Linked DNA regions of Homo sapiens: region 2 is linked to region 1. The links are chromatin contacts, found by Hi-C or POLR2A ChIA-PET in ENCODE. All regions are on one chromosome and are shown on one strand. The core of a region is the stretch at or near the end of the contact, and the rest is flanking DNA. Distances in the headings are between cores, read along the strand shown. Region 1 overlaps SIPA1L1 (signal induced proliferation associated 1 like 1). Region 2 overlaps SIPA1L1 (signal induced proliferation associated 1 like 1).

Evidence for each region. A loop is a pair of places that touch in the nucleus more often than their neighbours do. ChIA-PET counts read pairs that join two places held with the same protein, here RNA polymerase II (POLR2A). Pooled maps may share reads with other maps.
Region 2: a loop to region 1 is called in a map of endothelial cell of umbilical vein, with 4 times the contacts of the local background. The contact joins two enhancer-like sites. A Hi-C loop is called at or near these places in 3 of 168 maps with a recorded cell type or tissue (Caco-2, IMR-90 and endothelial cell of umbilical vein) and 3 of 50 pooled maps. POLR2A ChIA-PET finds 5 or more read pairs at or near these places in 4 of 52 experiments (BJ, CD8-positive, alpha-beta T cell, H1 and 1 more).

What each region holds. Positions count from the first base shown.
Region 1 is chr14:71,657,533-71,664,150 of GRCh38, forward strand. SIPA1L1 (signal induced proliferation associated 1 like 1) reads left to right here. Exons shown (of 24, transcript NM_001386936.1): 9 at 801-904; 10 at 3,778-3,935. Among named protein-coding and RNA genes, the nearest start is that of SNORD56B, 260 kb to the left of the region's middle. Within about 2 kb of position 1,764, at least 3 of the 41 ENCODE cell types and tissues checked have a DNase peak (open chromatin) inside an H3K27ac peak, as active enhancers do.
Region 2 is chr14:71,688,690-71,694,889 of GRCh38, forward strand. The region is part of intron 13 of SIPA1L1 (signal induced proliferation associated 1 like 1); the gene reads left to right. Among named protein-coding and RNA genes, the nearest start is that of RGS6, 240 kb to the right of the region's middle. Within about 2 kb of position 3,947, at least 3 of the 41 ENCODE cell types and tissues checked have a DNase peak (open chromatin) inside an H3K27ac peak, as active enhancers do.

The DNA.
Region 1 (6,618 bases), core at 514-3,013:
ACTTTGTTAAGATAAAGGCAGTAGAGGTTTTTTTTTTCTTAAGGAAAGTGAGAACACAACATGCTTAAGTCTTAAAAAAATTGTTAGACGTTGCTGTGTCAACTTTGTTCTTCAGTGTTAATGGTCTTGTTAAATTATTGTCTTTTTTTTTTTTTTTAAGAACAAAACAAGTCTCTTGCTTGAATTGGAAGTATTAGAAAAATGTTTCCTAACTTGATGTGTCGACAGAATTCAGGGGTCTGTGAACTTGGATGGGAAATAAGATTTTCTTTATTTTCACTGACCCCAAGTTGAAATTTAGCATTTCTGTTCATTATGGCCATAGGCAGTAAACCACAGTAATTCATTTACCTGTGATTTCATTGCCAATAGAAAGCACAGATATTTTCGTATTATATTATTTGTTGTTGCAGACATCTCAAGAGTGTTTGTGCTCATCATGTCTTCAGCATTACAGTAGATATTAGACCAACTGCTAAATCTTGTTATATAAATCTTGTGCATTCATATTTAAAATTATTTGATACTGTGCGCTTCGATATAATTTCTTTTGAAATCTTATGTTTTTTATTTTATACTTTTACAAATATTATTCTGAGAAGGGATCTGATCCGTAGGCTTCACTAGACTGCCAAAGAGGATCAAATACAAAAAAAAAAAGGAAGAACACCTGTCTTGTCTAGAATCTTTTCATCCTAAATCATTTTCTTTTCTTCTCTTTTCTTTTTTGAGATATTTCTCTTAAATAAATTATTTTTCCTGTTATAGTCATCTCATCATTATATTTTTTTTAACTGTAGCTGACTCCACTGGAACCCATTCTCTGTACACAACATACAAAGATTATGAAATTATGTTCCATGTTTCTACCATGCTGCCATACACACCCAACAACAAACAACAGGTAAGAGATCCTCCTGTTATCTGTGTTTTCACCCTTGTTTCATTTCCTCTAGAAGCCTAAGTGGCAAGTTTGTAAAATCTTAAACCAGAATTTAGTGTTGCACCTGTCACAGCAGCGGGAAGCTTTGTGCTTTGTGGAAGTAAGGAATAGCAAATGAACTGAAAACAAATGAAGAGACACAAATTTTAGGTTAACAGCCAGCTGGATGCCTTTGTGAATTAATCATTTGCTTTTCACCCACGGGGATTGAGGTTTTCATGAAATCTGAGGAACAAGTTGAAATCATTGGTGATTACATGACTCTGCAGGGTTGCAAAGAACATCCATGAGTGGGTGAAGTTTCATCTCAAGAGGTCAGTGCACAGAATAGGAAAGTTCTGAGGTTGCATTATAGATTTCAAAGGAGATATAAAATACTAACTTGGAAAAAAGTCAAATGTCAACAGAATGATATTCTTCCTTACCATGTTCATTGGGAGATAGCAAAGAACATAAATAACAATTGCATATGTGCACATCATACACAGAGCTTCTCTTAAAATGATCTAAAAGCTCAATGCCCAATTACTAAAGTGTAAGTGAGGTAGTAAAATGTGGAAACTAAGAGGTGACAGATTGTTACAGAGCAAACTGGAAACTGGCACTATTGTTTTAGGGAATATGTGGTAGTTGATTTTTTAAAATATTTTAAAATAAATAGTAGCAAATTGAAATTTAAAAGAACCAGAGAGCTAACACACACTTCTTTTAAAAGCTATTACAAACTTGAGCAGTCCAATTTTACTTCTGACCTTCAAATGGATATGGATTTTTGTTTTTGTCAATTGTTGTGCTAACAGAGCACAGGCCAGCTGCAGAATGAATCACATCCTCTTTCACAGAAGTTAACCAAACACTGATCTAATCTAACACTTTATCAGTTTACATTTGATTAAATCACAAATCTAGGTAACAAAGTTTTGCCTTTCATGATTGCCAGTGTAATAAAAAATAGAGAGCAAAGCAATGAATCAGCTATAAATCTGAAGTAAACCTGTTTTAAGATAAACTCCCTGATCTGTACTTTGTTGATAATTTGTTTTATGCAAATTCCAGATTTTAGCTCTCTTTGAAAGAAAAACACCATGCTAAGAAAGGCATAATAAACTTATTCTGACCAGTCAGTAGATAAAAAATTTAAGAACATTAACAAAATGATCCTTAAAGAGAGCATAAAGGCTTATTCTGCCTGATCACTTAGAAGAGAAAGATGAGATTTGTAAGGGTAAAAAATTTACTAACAAGATTGGATTGATTATTTGTAACTAAATGAGTTGAAGTGGTAGGCAGAGAAAGTGGGCATTTAAATGGCAGCTCTCTCAATTATTTAATTTTGGAGTCCAATCAAGGCAAAAATGTTACAGTCTTAAATCAGAATGAGAAAGAAATTGGTACTGCAACATATGAAAAAATTTTCACTCTCTAGCCAAAAAATTTATTTTCCTCTATGTAGATTACTTTATGCTTGGAAAAAAAAACCAGGAAAAATGTATCTTTAAAAATTCTTTTGCAAATATTTTTAATAAAATATTTTTCATTATATGTAGTATAAGATGGAAAAATGGATTTGTTTCTATTTGGGTCCTTTATTAAGACATTTATTTTTATATGTCAAGCCATATTTTGAAGAATGAATAATATTACAGAAAATGACATCATTTATGCAGGAATGGCATAACATGTAGATAAATAGTATTTGTTTTTGGTATGTCCAAGATCTTGAGTAGATTAATAATCTTTAATTATTGGTATGTTCTGTAGAGCAATCAATACACACCAGCCTTTATTTTCATAACGTCTGTTTGTATATCATATTTAGAAATGAACTCAGAAATAAATTGCTTCATTAGAAGACAATTTGGGATGCTTTCAAATTCCTGAGGTTAAAAGTGCATTTCCTGAACATTCTAACTCCCAATTTGCAACCCTAATCTAAAAGGCTATTATTTCTCCCACCTGGCAGCCAATACTAGATCACTGATTTTACTGGTTTGCAATTTGTATGCCTTAATGTCACCAGAGAATATTTTTTTAAATACAAGTTTTGTAAGTACAAGCTTATGTCTAATGGATAGTTTATATAAATGTCACACTTAGTTGTTTTTCTTTTTTAAGAGCCTCCGTACAGTAAGTTTGAGAAACACAAATTTTGTTTGGTTTTCCTTTACACTATTGAATTAACTGCTGAAAGGCACTGACCTAGGATGATTTGGGGTGCCTGAGTTTGAAAGCCACCCATCCAAAACCCAGTGAATGTGAAACAGAGGGTGTCCCTAAGCAGCTTTCATTGCAGTTAAAGAAGCTGTTTAAACCTGAAATTTACCTGCTTTTAATTGTTGCAACATTCTGGAATATTATTCTTTTCTACATGCCCAGCTTGTGACACAAAACATATATCAGAAAACACCTTAGCCACATTTTCTTTCAATGAGGCCAGTTAAACCAGAACATAAATTACATTGTAATTATTTCAGCCATTCTCATCTCTAAAAATCTTCCCTGTGGCACGTGTTTTTCTTATGTGAAAATGGAACAACACTGTTGTTATAGAAACTGAGGGTTTGGTGATGTTGGGACCTGGCATAATATGCCAGATATTGGGTAGATCTATTTGAATGGCTGTATCTTTTATGCAAATTTCAGAATGTTCGTTTCTATGTTCTTCCTTAGAGGGAATAAGGCAGGTGAAAACATTGACAGTACCTGTGTAGATTACCTACCTTCATGTGTACTGATTAGGAATGGATGTTTTAAATACAGCTATATAAGGGAATTGGGGTGGCGGGGGAAGCAAATGATTGTTATTTATGTTGGTTGCTTATTTTTTCTTGTAGCTCCTGAGGAAGCGGCACATTGGAAATGATATCGTAACAATTGTTTTCCAAGAGCCTGGAGCACAGCCATTCAGCCCAAAAAACATCCGATCCCACTTCCAGCACGTTTTCGTCATCGTCAGGGTGCACAATCCGTGCTCTGACAGTGTCTGTTATAGGTGTGTATGGGTGTCACAGCAGGGGCTCTGTGGATGTTGGCTGGTTATCGCATAGAGGCCCCATTCAGCTCTGCATTCTAAAGTGGCAATGGGAAGTCTATTACTATTTCTTTTTGTCTTTAAACCATGCATGCGGATGGCTGAATTCACATGATGATGTAATCTGGTGGCATTGACATTACCCAAGCATGTTGGTTAGACACCTGCCGTTTCCATTTGCACCTCCTTCTTAGGTGATGTCCTTCATCCATACCATCTGGTCACCAACCAACTAATTACTCATATTGCTAATTATATTTTTCTTTTGGCATGGCAAGAGCAGAGAAGAACGATTATAATAAATAGGGAAGAGAAGTTAATTTTTTGAAAAGCATTGTTATTAAAGAAGCCTAAATCCTTGCCTCTGACTTACTTGATTCACGTTAGCACTCTGACTACAAGCTTAGAAACGCTTCTATACTTTATTTAGCATTATTGAAATTGTTTCAGTGTTACTTGTTGACGTAGTCACATGAGTATCAGAATTCAGGCCTCTATCTGCAGAGACCTTTCTTGTAAGAATACTAGAGTTAGGAGTTGAAGGAGATAGGGACCTGTCACGCTAGCTCGATAGGGGTGTAGTGCCAGAATGTGTAAGGGTAATGTTCTGGCATTTGTAAGATGTTTTTAATGTGCATCAGTTCCTTTCAAAATATGGACATTTGGCGTATCTTTCCATCCCTAAAAAATGTTACCTGCATAGAAAGTGACCTGTGCACATTGACAGTTTGTGAGATCCACAATTGTATATTTCTAGGAGTAAGGCAGATTAATTCTAGGAGTAGAGTAAGCGTAGCTTAGGGAAAAAAAACAAGTAGAGGTTATGTTGGTCTCCTGCTGGCTGTCACCATCCTTGCACATATCCTAATAACTGCATTGGTTGAGCTCTTGTTATAAGCCCCAAACTATTCTAGACATCTTACATGTATATCCCATTTAATCTTTAAAACCTATGAGGTAGGTACTGCTTTTATCTCCATTTTCAGATGATGAAATTTCAGCCAGGTCACTTGCCTCAGGTTAGCTGGCTAGTGTTGAGCAGAATTAGACAGGAATGCAGTCAGTTTGATTCTAGAGCCCAGTCTCTTAACCACGCTGCTATGCCGCCTCTCTTACATGCTGGGAAAGCTGGGTTTTTCACTCCGAGCTCCCAACACAGAGGCTGTTCCAGAACTTTTCAGGTGCTGAGCCTAGGTGAACACCCAAGACCAGGGAGGTCTGTAGTTTCCTAGGGTTGGGGCAGAACCCCCAACAATGAAGACCTAGATCTGAAACCTCTTATCAAGGAAATGGTGTCTGAGAGCTGCTCTGGTTAGTTGTAGAATGAAAGCACAGAACAATTGACTATAATTGGGATGGATAACTATTTGCATTTAGAAAATACTCTGAGCAGTTAAAACATGCTATGTACTAGATTCATGCAAAGGATTTCATACCACTTGACAGGTAGAAAGTTAAGCCCATTTTGAATGGGCACTTCAAAGTTTGGGGAGTGGAAAGCTATGCAGTTTCTTTTAAAGAGAGTTTCTTCTTTTCAAGCCTTTGTCTGAATCAGTACCGTCCAATGGGACTATAATGCAAGCTACATATTAATTTTACATTTTTTAATAGCCAGATTTTTTTAAAAAGTGCCAAGATATAGATGAAATTAATGTTGACACTGTTTTTGACCAATTTATACATTTTATTTACTCAGTATATCTAAATATTATTTCAACATGAATTAACATGTGATTTCAGCATTTAACAATTATTGTGACATCTTACATGGTTTTTTGGACTAAGTCTTTGTAACCTGAAGTACATTTTAGACTTACCGCATATCTCAATTAGAATGCTAAATTTTCATTGGTGATACTTGATGTATATTTAGATTTCATAAAATTTATAATGAAAAGGTAGATTTAATATACCTAGATTCTTCCAAATGGACTTTTAAAAATCTTTAAAATAACAGAATTAAGTATCCATTTTTAAATCATATATTAATTAAAATTTAATATAATTTGATATTCCTTGGTCACACTAGACACATTTCAAGTGCTCAATAGCCACAGCTGGCTGTGGCCACTGTAATGAACCACACAAGTCTAAACAGACTGCTCAGGGAGGTATGTTCTCCTTCTTCAGTGCTTTGTTTTTTTATTTTTATCATCCCTCCCCTGAAAATTAGGATTTTTGCTTTCTCTCTCTTATTTTTAATCTGTTGCCTGGAGAGCCCACCGTTTGAACCCCATCATTTAATGCTAGAAGTCTTTGCGGGAAGTGGGATACTGAACACCCCTGCTCAAGACATGTGGGCAGGTCTGGAATTTCCTAGTTACCAGGCTTGTTTGAAGGCCCAACACACAGCTTTTAAGCTGTGAATTTTGGCCTGTTTATAAATCCAAGAAAACATTAGTTTGTAACATCACTGAAAGAAATCACAAGAGATTATAGAGCAGTGACCTATGCCTATTGCAAACTTTAAAGATCAATAATTTTTTGCCATCCTTCTCAAAAGAGGCAGGCACACCTCCTCAGGTATGTGGTGATGTCAGGAAGTGTTTGAAGACACAGAATAAACAGGACACCTTTCTTCAAGCCTTTAATGTTGGGGGGAGGCAGGGTAAGGACGAGCTTATTTTCTCATGAAAATAAATGT
Region 2 (6,200 bases), core at 2,697-5,196, 33 kb after region 1:
AGTGCCATTTACAATTTGTACCTTGTACTCACCAAGTATAATTTGGACCTTTCAGAGGAATCATAAATCATGAAAATAAATGACAGGGTCTGCCAGACCTTGAATCTTGCCTTACCAGTAATGGTGTGGCGTAATATTGTGACTAAAGAATGCTTTACAGTTGTTCATTCCATTCATTTTTTCTCCTGTAGGTTAGGGAAATTGTGTTTAACCATAGAGAAACCAGCTATACTTAAGCTCAAGTTAGCAGCCATCTCAAGTCTACTCCTCCAGTGCTCCCCAAATCTGCCCACTTAAGTAACCATGGATGGATCCAACACAGTCCATTTTGGGTGAAAACACTAATTTACTGCTTGTAGAAGCATAGTTTTTCTTTAATTTGTATGTAGTATCCCAGACTTAAAGGTCATTAGGAACAAAAAAAATAAATCTGCATAATATTTTTCCTTTAATATCAAGGTCAGGATTTTTATGACATAAAAATGTTGGTGTTTTGAGTTTTAATAAAAATTCTTTAGTTGGATGATGTTCTTTATACATAGTTAAGAGAAACTGACACAGTAAGAATTGATAATCCATTTGGCATCTAAATAGAATAAAGTCTAATTTCTATTTGGTTTAAATATATGAGTTTTATGCTCTCCAGGTGGCTTTCTGATTACAGAATTTTACAGTATTTGTGAGAGTAGTAGTTATTAACAATTAACATTCGTTCAACAGAAATAGGTAATATGATACGGTCACTATTTTGGCCTCAAATTTACCTAGAGCTTAAGGGTAGGATTGAAATAAAAATTGCTGGCTGTGGCACGCTGAACTTGATACATTACTGTGTTTAAACATAATGCGGGATCAGCAATAAAACCCTGATCTGTGTTAATATGCTTATAAAAGTTGAGCTATTTGAGGGGCTTTGGATAAACAACAGACATCTTAGCATGTAAAATGATTTTCTTTTCTCCTTTTTTTAGGCTGGTATTACCAGCCTTTATGTAAATATTTGATGTTAGAGCTCACTGAACACTTGGTACTTCTGAGTTTTACCTGGATGTCATTGTTACTCCCCTTGAGACCCCTGCACTTAACTCTTAAGAAGCTGGATGGGGGGCCTTTTTTGTTCACGCAGTTATGGCAGCTGCGTCTGCAGCCTCCCTCCCTCCTTCCTTACAGACACCAGCACCATATAGGGTGTGAATATGGTGGAAACAAACTTAAAAGAGTTCTCCTCTCAGAGAGCATAATAGTCACGTGACCATTCAGTCTTGATTTTTAAGGAAATACTTTTTAAGTTTGTTATATCATACAGGATCTAAGCTAATCTTCCACTGTGTCATTTTCTGCTTTCAAACAAAACAAGCACCATTTAATGTTTACTCTTCTTTTGTTTAGAATATTAGCTGTGGTTAGAAGCCTCAGACTTGTGCTTTCCAAATACTGGCCCCCTCCATCACAGCTTCGTGCCTTGCCATGAGGATCCTGAAATCATGGGACTTTTGAACTTCACTGGGAATGCTCCAGCTAGGTCCCCATTGCCCATTGACTTCCATATTTCTTTTCATTTCTTTAATTATTTTTTTTTTGTGACAGGGTCTCACTCTGTCGCAGTGGCATTGATCTTAGCTCACTGTAAACTCAAACTCCTGGGTTCAAGCCATCCTCCCACCTCAATCTGCTGAGTAACTAGTACTGCAGGTGCACGCCACACCACACCCAGCTTATGTTTTGAAATGATTTTTTTTATAGAGACAGTGTCTCACTCTGTTGCCCAGACTAGTTGTAAACTCTTAGCCTCAAGTGATCCTCCCTCCTCAGCCTCCCAAAGTGCTGGGATCACAGGTGAGAGCCACTGCACCCAGCTAACTTCTACATTTCTAAAGCTTCTGGATGGTGTTAGGTCCTTAGCTTATTTGATACCATTCACTACTCCCTCCTTCTTCAAATTACATTTCCTTGTCTTCCAAAAGGTATTCCTGATTTTTTTTGTATCGTCAGCTCTTTGCGCCTATCTCATCACCCTGAAATTTGTGTTCCCCACTTCTTCCTCATTTTTATTTGAATCCCACACTGTGCAATTCTTCTAGAAGGTTCATCCACTTGAGCAACCTCAACTGTCATCTGTATGTGGGCAGTTCCTTAGCTGATCTGTTTTGCCTTGGTCTCTTTTTCACTTTTCATATTCCTGACTACCTACTGAACATATGCACTTGAAAGGCATGAAAGTGTCTCACATTCACAAGTTCAAGCTGACTTGACCTTCACACCTGCCCCTCCTTCTGCCTCTTCCGTCTCGTGTGTTACCCACCTTGGTGGATGGCTTTGCCATCTACCTGAGTATCCAGAGCAGAAGTAGGATTCGTTATCAACTTCCCCTCAGCACTATCATCCCATCTCCACACATGTTCCTGCCATTGCCTGAGAAGTTCTCATTTCGCACTAAGTTTCTTTTGCTTACCTAAACTGTTGCCAACAGCCTCTAGGTATGATTACCAGCCTCCCACTGGAAGGATGACCTAATAAAAATGGATATACTCCTCAGGCTGTGCCTTTTCATTATAGCCCTTCCATAGTTCCACACAGCCTTCAGGATCAAGTCCAACTCACCAGCAAGTTTGCCTGTGTTGGCTGGGTGCTGTGGTTTATGCCTATAATCCCACCACTTTGGGAGGCCAAGGCTGGTGCATGGCTTGAGTCTAGGAGTTCAAGACCAGCCTGGGCAACATAGTGAGACCCCGTATCTACAAAAAATAAAAAAAAATTAGCCAGGTGTGGTGGCACATGCCTGTAGTCTCAGCTACTTGGGAGGCTGAGTGGGAGGATCACCTGAGCCTGGGCATTTGAGGCTGCAGTGAGCCGTGATCACGCCACTGCACTTCAGCCGGGGTAACAGAGTGAGACCCTGTCCCTCCCAAAAAGTTTGTCTATGTGGACTTGCCTTTCCCTTTTCCCCTATCATCGTCACCACCCCCATCCCTAGGCATGGGAGTGGCTCTCTCCTCTGCAAGCACTATGTTCCCCTTGATGCCTTTTTAGGAGCTCCTCTACTTGGTGCACCTTCCACTCCTTCTTTTGACTGCTGAAGTCTTGCCATGCCTGCTCCTCTGACAAGTCGCCTTTAATTTCCCCAAAACACTCTCCTCCCATTTCTACCTTAATTGCCTCACTAGGAATGTTCTTACCACCACATGGCTTCTTCACTCACAAAATTTATGAAACTTCGCTTTAATGTTATTTGTCCATTTCTTTAAACTTAGCCTGTCTTATTCATCTTTGTATTCCAAATACCAGCCACAGACTCTGGCATTTAATAGGCTCCCAATGCTTTTTTTAAGAAGAGTTTCCTCAACTTAGTGTGTCTACACTTCACATGGTAGTCCAGCTTTCCACACGAAGAGTTTCCTCTACTTTCCATTTGTGGTAATGACCCTTTAATAACAAAAGGGCTTATTTAAGTAACTGGGGACAGAATTTAATCTATCTTGGAGAAAATAAACCAATTTCCTTTTATAAAAATTAGATGATAGGTAAAGGCAAAGCACTTGATAGTCTGATAAAGCTATAGCATTAAACATAGATATAAGTAGAATTATTTGGTTTTTGTTGACTAAGTTTAGAATACTTCATTTTAAAAGTATATTGCTGGTAGAGCTTTTCTAAAATTGACTCAAAGTGAAATGCAAGATCTTGATTGACTCCTTCAAAAGGTTTTAGTTGGAACTGAATTCTGGTGGTGTATTTGTCAGCCAAGACAAGGGAGAAAAGCAGAGGGCCGCATTTGACTTAAAGTGACCGGACTCTGAAGGCTCCTGTTTTCCACTCCTTGCAGGAAACAGCGTACTCTGGCATCCATGTCAGGATTAGAGTTGATGTGATTTGCAAGTTCACATTTTTAGATGATACTGCAACAGTGGTTCCTATTCAGGCATTCAGGAAATGGGCACAATGGCTTCAGCTTGGCACACCTCCCAGTTCCCCATCGTTTACAAACTCCAGAGTGGCCCAGGAATGGGAGGAGAATGCTCCAGTACTGTGTCCAGCTCCAGCTCTTCAGTTACTTACTCATCATTCCTTGGGCCTCGAAAGTAGCTATTCTGCACTCACCCTAGGGAAATGTTTCCATAACGGCTTCCTCTCTGCAGGGCCACCTGTGTATTAGTGTGACCTGCCTGGAAATTCCTAGAAGCACCAGGAGGGTAGGCTGTGCTGTCCAGGGGCCATGATTTGCATCCTGCCTACGCTACTGGGAGTGTGTGGCAGTGGGCAAGGTCCTGTCCTTCTGCACTTTAACATCCCCATGACTCAAGTAGGTCACAGCCCCACCTCTTAGAGTCTGTGAAGATTAATTAGGGTAATACAGGTTCAGCATCCCTTACCCAAAATGCTTGAACCAGAAATGTTTCAAATTTCAATTTTTTTTTAATTTTGCGCATATTTGCATTGATCCTATTGGTTGAGCATCCCAAATTTGAAATCCAGAATGCTCCAATGAGCATTTCATTTGAATGTTATATTGGCGCTCAAAAAGTTTTGGATTTTGGGGCCAACTGCTGTGGCTCACACTGGTAATCCCTGCCCTTGGGGAGGTCGAGGCAAGTGGATCACCTGAGGTCAGGAGACCAGCTTGGCCAACATGGCGAAAGCCTGTCTACTAAAAACACAATAATTAGCTGGGTGTGGTGGCGGGTGCCTGTAATCCCAGCTACACGGGAGGGTGAGGCAGAAGAATCACTTGAACCTGGGAGGAGGAGATCGCAGTGAGCCGAGATCACACCACTGCACTCCAGCCTGGGAGACAGAGCAAGACTCCGTCTCAAAAAAAAAAGAACAGGATTCCCATGATCTAGTCTGAACAGCTGGTATGAATTATGTGGTTAGAAAGCCAGCAGTAACTCTGTTCACAAAGTACACAACAGGAAGTGATGAAAAGACAGGCACGAGTTGCTTGAAGTTGAACACAACTTGTTCAAACTACTCCGGTTATAGCACCCAAATTACATCACCTTGAATTGTTGTAGAGATTTTTCTTTTTTCTTTTCTTTTTTTTTTTTTTTACATAATTTTGGAAGAATCCTAGTTGATATACATGGCTGAAGACAGAAGACTTTAACTTGGTCCTGTTCCCTGGTTGGATAGCAATTGCTAAGTTGTGGTAAAATGCTGTGCTTAATTATGGACTCAAGCATTTAATTTGTCCATCACTGCTGCTGTTTGAAGTGCTCTCACTTGTTTATACCACCAGCTCACTGTTTGCACTTGGGTTACTGAGGGCCTTATGTCCTTGTACATATCTCATGTTGGAATAAAAAGTAAGAAATAGAATAGAGATTTAATTAATCTTACCTAATCAGTTAGGAAAATATTTTACCATCAACTTGTCACTTAGAATTCCATAGCCATAAGTTGATAAGTTGTAATCAGTCATAATCTGGAGTGATCAGTTTAATAAGAATCTATTAATGTTGGCACTATATATGTCGTCCTGTGAGTTGATTCATGGAATAGGTGTGGTGGAGGACAGGGGTGGTTGTGTTAGAAATCCGTGTGTGTGTGCGTGTGTGTATGTGTGTGTGTCAGCTCTCTTTTTTAGCCTGGTGTGCGACTGCTTCTGGAAGAATGAAGGACGTATCTTGGACCATCTCTTCCTAAATGTCCAACCCCTTCAACTCTCTGTTTTCACTGCAGTGAAGTGCATTGCATATAAATGAAAAGCTGGTGTTTAGTGTTAAGTGTAGTCAAAAGACTGTGGAAGTAATGTCTCTGGATGGTGATGATCATGACTTTTTCAATTGCGCATTCTTAGTACAATAAAAAAAAAAGCCCTGGTGTTTTATTTCAGCAGAAGGAAGCCCCAGAGGATGTTTAGTATCAGTTATTTTAAAAATGTTTAGTTATTTCTTGACTAAATTTATAAAAATATAGAGAAGAAAATCTTCTGAAATTAATGCTAAAAGATTTACAGAATTCCTCTCTGACAGTGACCAGAGCATTCTTTAAAAAGAATATTGCCTGTATTCAACAGAATGGAAAGATCTCACAGCAATTGAAAGAGGTATTAATCTTTGTCCTCTAAATCTGTTGGGGCATTAACATCAGACGTTTGGGGCTCTTTAAGCAGAAAGATCTGGATTTATCTCAAAAGAGAAGAAAAGTCTCTTGTGATCTTGCTGTAACTTCACTGGACTCAGCAGCTCTTAAAACAGAGT